Linked DNA regions of Homo sapiens: region 2 is linked to region 1. The links are chromatin contacts, found by Hi-C in ENCODE. All regions are on one chromosome and are shown on one strand. The core of a region is the stretch at or near the end of the contact, and the rest is flanking DNA. Distances in the headings are between cores, read along the strand shown. Region 1 holds the start of LINC02350 (long intergenic non-protein coding RNA 2350). Region 2 holds the start of LINC02824 (long intergenic non-protein coding RNA 2824).

Region 1 (2,700 bases), core at 50-2,549:
CAGCAGATATAGTCAGCTTGTGACTAATCCCCCAATGAAATATGAATGTTATTATGAATCCCATTCTGTGTGTGAGTACTCGAAGACACAGAGAGATTGAATAAATTATCCAAGGTCTCACACTGAGCCAGGAAGTTACAGAATAAACATAAAAACCCAAGCAATCAGGCTCTGAAAAAACCTTCTTAATAACTCCGTTGAAAGAATTGTGCAGTCTCTGGGAAAACAAGAAATGGTGAGTGGAGACACACGCACAAGGCCCCTTTAAGTGACCCATGGCAGCCAGAGGAAGATGTTTGTTAGGCTTTGAAGGGAAGGTGGGGGTTAAAGAAAGACACACAGAGAGAGTTGGCGGCTCTACAGCAAATGCAGGTTCTATGTCCAGCATAAGACTGGCAGAGGTGGGGGACCAGCTTAATGCCCACTGCTGCTTACAGGCTGGGGCAATTATAGGCCTGGATGAGAGGGCTCTCAGAGAGGAAGGGGCATGGTCTGCTGCCTGGAAAAATGTTGATAACAAATTCCCATGATGAGGCGGTTTGGCCCCTGTTCTGACGGAATGTGATGTTCCTTGCACTTCTTCCCCCAGAAGGTGATAAAGTCAGGCAGTTGGGCAGGCTGTCATTGCCCGAGCCCCTGTGGAATGTCTCACTTTGGCCAAGGTCTGTGAAATGGTGTGGGGGCGGAGGGTGCTTAGAAAATGGTGCAGCTTAGACTAGAGGTGTTTCCCTATTGGTTTCGGAGCAACGCGTTGACATCCCCACTAAAATTTCTTGAGTATTTTGAATTGTTAAAATCTAAGAAGGTAGAAAAAAGCAAAACCAATATGTTTTTTTCTTCTCATCATAGGGGCTTTCATTTATGCATGGACACATTCATTATTGAACCCCACTTCTGTGCCATGCACTTTACCAGGTGCTCAGTAAACACATTAATAAAGCAGGCATGGTTTATCCCGAGACGACATGCACTGAGAGGACGTTTCTGTTTTCCAACAGGAGCACAGTTCAGCACAGCACTGGTTCAGCATGGGCCAATTCCTTGCCCTGACATTGTAGGACATTGTGAAGCCTCCACCTGGGTCACAATGACCCTCGGTACCTGTTAATGTATGCACCTTCATCATGAACCCGGAGTATTAAACAACAAATGAGGCTTCCTGCAGTCACTAAGGATCACGATTCTAAATAAATCTGAGAAGCTCAGCAATAGAGGTCGCCCCCTCCCCCGGGCGGAGTCCTTGATATCTGAAACAAGGCTTCACATCATCTGGCATTAAACTATGGGGCTGCTTGAAGGCAGAATTTGTCTTATTCTGATGTAGGATGACCAAAACATCTGGAGAAACAAATTGGGGTGAGCCCTCTCCAAGCGTGTTAATAAAATACTAGTTGTCAGCATAAGACAGACAACAAGGCAAGGTCAGTAAGGCCTGGGGCTTAATTGATTTGTCTTCCAGGAAATTAAGGGAGTGAGCACAGGGACTCACACCCAGATATCAGGTGGAACAGTCATTAAAAGCCTATTAGAGGAACCGATCCAGTCAAAAGACCTAAAATAAGCAAAGAAAGAGGATATTTCTTCACCACAAGCTCTATCTCAATCTGCTTCTTCATACAAACATCCTTTTTGTTTTACTGTGCCCAAAATAATTAATATACTAGGACAACTTGAAGTGCAAAAACTCCTGTGTCTGAAGTGAGAGGCTACTGTACAGATAAGGGAAAGTCAAGTTCTCAAACTCTAGATTCTAGAACCTAGAAGACTGAAAGGGATTTCTTCTCTAGGCACAAGGTTTATTCTAGGTGAGATGTTAGAATCCATATGATTGCCGAGTGTGGTGGCTCATACCTGTAATCCCAGCACTTTGGGAGGCCAAGGCAGGAGGATTGCTTGAGCCCAGGAGTTCAAGACCAGCCTGAGCAACATGGCAAGACCCTGTCTCTACAAAAAAAAAAAAAACATTAAAAAATAGCCTGGCAGGGTGGTGCATGCCTGTGATTCCATCTACTCAGGAGGCTGAGGCGGGAGGATTATTTGAGCCCAAGAGGTAATGGTTGCAGTGAGCCATAATCACATGATTGCACTCAGCCTGGGCAATAGGGCAAGATCCTGTCTCAAAAAAAAAAAAAAATTAGAATGTGTTTTATAATGTCTCAATATCTGGAAATGTGTGGCAGAGATAGAAACATACATATATCAGTGAGATTTTTATTTCTCAGATTCACCCACAGCTAAACTGGGGGTCATGTGACTCACTCTGGGAAAGCAAGTGATGCCTATCACTTCTGGAATGAGGTATTTAAAAGCTGATGTACTTTTTTATCTCTCTCTCTTTTCCCTTGCTACAAAGACCCAGAAGCCACTTGCTCCACATCTGCAGTTACAAGGCAGAACAAATTTGCCAGAACCAAGCTACAGGTACTACTATGAATTTAGTGTGTATTGGTAGTTGGTGATAAACCCCCTGACTAATCCAAAATATGTCTTTCCAATTCGTTCTCAAAAGCCCAAACCAGTAATATAGAAATGGCTGTTTTTCCAGGCAACAAAATCCAGAAATAGAGTTCCTCTGTTTCAGCCCGAGGCTACTGTATAGGAGGCAGAAATGTTTGTTATTAGATTCTAAAATAGTAACAATACATCCACGGTGGCACAATTCCCAAATCTGATGGAAGGTCGGAGCTCTCTGGGCTTATA
Region 2 (2,822 bases), core at 250-2,749, 260 kb after region 1:
AACATAAGATGAGGATGGAGAGGTGGGCAGGGGTCAGCCCAACCAAGAGCAATGGAGAGCCATGGAAGAATTTTTAACAGAAAATTAGATGTGTAATTTAGAATAATCACAGTGAGTACTGTTGAATTGCTGGCTGGATACAATAAGAGAATAGTAATAGCTAATATTTATACAACACTATGTGACAGACTCTAGGCACTTTATAGGCATTAGAACATTAGATTACTTAATCCATATGTTTTGCTAATATATATATTAACAATAGTAGTAGTTAATATATATGATTACTAACAATAGTAATTATGTGAGAGAGATAGACCATATATATTTTTAGTAATTACAGGAGAGATATATATGATATATATTATATACATCTCTCACATAACTATTGTTAGCAATCATATATGTTAACTATTACTATTGTTACATAGTATATATCTCTCACATGATTATGCTTGTTGTATATTTACAAGTATATATGGTGGGGGGCACATTGGGGATGTCTCATCTCCATATCTCATATTCATCTTGTAGTATGTGTATATAGATAGATAGAAGATAGATAGATAAATATCTCACATGATTATATATATATATATATTATACTGTGAGTATAATATATATATACTCACAGGTGTCCCACAGCCCATAGCAAATATAGGGAGAGGTATATATCATATGTATCTCTCTCACATGGTTACTATTGTTATCCCCACTTACAGATAAGGAAACTGAGTCAAGTGTAAAAACAAGAATCTGTAGCCCCACTGCCTACCTGAGCCTGAGTGCCACGTGGCACTTGGAGGAACAGCAGTGGCTGGAGGCTAATTTCCTGTTTGCACTTTGAAGGTTACTGTCCCTGGTCAGAGACTCTGATGGGACACAAGTGTGGAGTCTGTGAGCTCTGACACAGACTTTTACTTGGCAAAGGTTCGGAAAAATCAAGTGGCTGTTAAGAAGATATATGATTTCTACTGAGGGCCACGCAAAAGGCAAGTGTCTCACGGATGAACTGAGTTTGCTCTTTTGATCCTGAGAACAGCTCTGTCGAATTGGGGAGGTGTTCTGGACATTTTACAGATGACGAAACTGAGGCCCAGAAAAGTTAAGTGACTCACCCAGGGTCGCAGTGTTACTAGAAGGTGTGCAGTGGTCTTCCAGGGAAGATCCTCTTGTATCAGAAGGAAGAGATGATCAGTTCAGAAGGCCCGAGAAAAGACAAGGTCATTTGAAAGTGATAGTTCATCCAGGTGTGATCCTGGAGCACGAAGTGACAAAAAAGTCACATGTCAAGGCACCGACGTAGAAAGGGTCTCCCTGTCTCAGAGCCCACCTGGTCTCTTCCTTCTCAGGGTGGCTCCTCTCTCTCTCTCTGCCTCTGCCCCTTGTCTTAGCCCAGCATGGGTGCAGGTCCCAGGTTCTGTGACATCACAGTTCAGGGCCCAAAGCCCAATCTCGGATCACGGCATTGAGAGTATCTGATTGGCCACTGGCCAGCCAATGGTGGGGCAAACTTTGGAGCAGGCTATCACGGTTGGAACAATCAGTGCTGAAGGAGTTGAAGAGGATGGGCAAGCCACGGCTTCTCCTTCTGGAAACGGAGATCATCTCCAAAGAAGACCATCATTTTCTACTATGGACAATGTGGATGCTAGTTCTCTCCCATTCACAGGTTCAGCACATGTTACAGAAGAGCGTTTTCCTTCAGAGATTATTCACAGATGTCCCACAGCCCATAGCAAATACAGGGCATATTAAGTTCAAATAAATATATGCAAATATGTGAGTGTATTGACATAAATACTGCATTTATATTCATATACTATACTTAAAAGTATTGAATATATTTTCATGTATGTTTATATTATATATATGTATTTCAAGCTCTATTGTATATATGAATTTATTATATATTAATGTATACTACATAAATATGAATATATGAATTCAATATATTTCAATTAGTTGTCCATATCTAAAGAGACTTCACGTAAGAATTCATGTTTTAAGGTATCTTTTAAAACGAAAATCAATGTACCATAGAAGTAGGTAACATCTATGTAGCATTTCCAGTGTGCTACCCCTGTTTTAAATGATTTCTCTGCATTTATGTATTTAATCCTGGACTCAACACTCACCATGAGGCTGACACTGTTAGTTTTCCTGTTTTACTAATCAGAAAACAGACCCTGATAAGTTAGCTGACTGGGCCAAGGTCCCACAGCTAGTTGGTGGCCCCGCTGGGATTAGTAGCTGCAGTGTGGCTCTGAAGCCCTTCCTGTCAGCACCTAGGGGCAGTGACCTTTGGGACAGGCGGCTCTGGCTGCCACGGGCAGCAGGTGGCTGAGGCTGAGTGTCCCCAAGAAGCAGAGTTTTGGCTGGTAACTTTGTTCCAGTGCCAACAGGCCAAGACACACTTCCACGCTGCCTGCCTAACCACTGTGGGCTTTCACATTTGTTATTCTGATAGGTTACAGGGCTTGAAAATTCCTATATGAGCTGCACTTGGAGTTTTAAAACACATTTCATTTTCTAAATTTGAACGTAAATTAACTCATCAACAAAAGGAAAACCAGAACTAAAGTTTGGATAAAGAAAGCCCCTGTTGTGGCTATAAATTCTGTTCTCAATGGTATAGTTCAGGCTTCTTCAAGTAGATTGAGCCCTGAGAACTTGTCTATTGTATTTTCCCCTGGTGAATCAGTCAGACAAATGGGGGCACCTTAATTCAGAAAGAAACAGCCCAGCTGTGACATTTGTCACTGCAGAGGCCTGGCCCATCGGTCAATCCCTTGTCCCTGGGCTGACAGCTCTGTGTTCCC

The links. A loop is a pair of places that touch in the nucleus more often than their neighbours do.
Region 2: a map of mesothelial cell of epicardium shows a loop between it and region 1 (26-fold over the local background). The contact joins the promoter of LINC02824 here to the promoter of LINC02350 in region 1. A Hi-C loop is called at or near these places in 1 of 168 maps with a recorded cell type or tissue (mesothelial cell of epicardium).

The regions. Positions count from the first base shown.
Region 1 is chr12:126,424,847-126,427,546 of GRCh38, forward strand. LINC02350 (long intergenic non-protein coding RNA 2350) reads left to right here and starts at 1,300. Exons shown (of 3, transcript NR_146291.1): 1 at 1,300-1,356; 2 at 2,354-2,421. The region is part of intron 2 of LINC02825 (long intergenic non-protein coding RNA 2825); the gene reads right to left.
Region 2 is chr12:126,688,917-126,691,738 of GRCh38, forward strand. It overlaps LINC02824 (long intergenic non-protein coding RNA 2824), which reads left to right and starts at 1,500. Exons shown (of 5, transcript NR_183614.1): 1 at 1,500-1,672. It overlaps LOC100996671 (a long non-coding RNA gene), which reads right to left and starts at 1,402. Exons shown (of 2, transcript NR_110035.2): 1 at 1,119-1,402.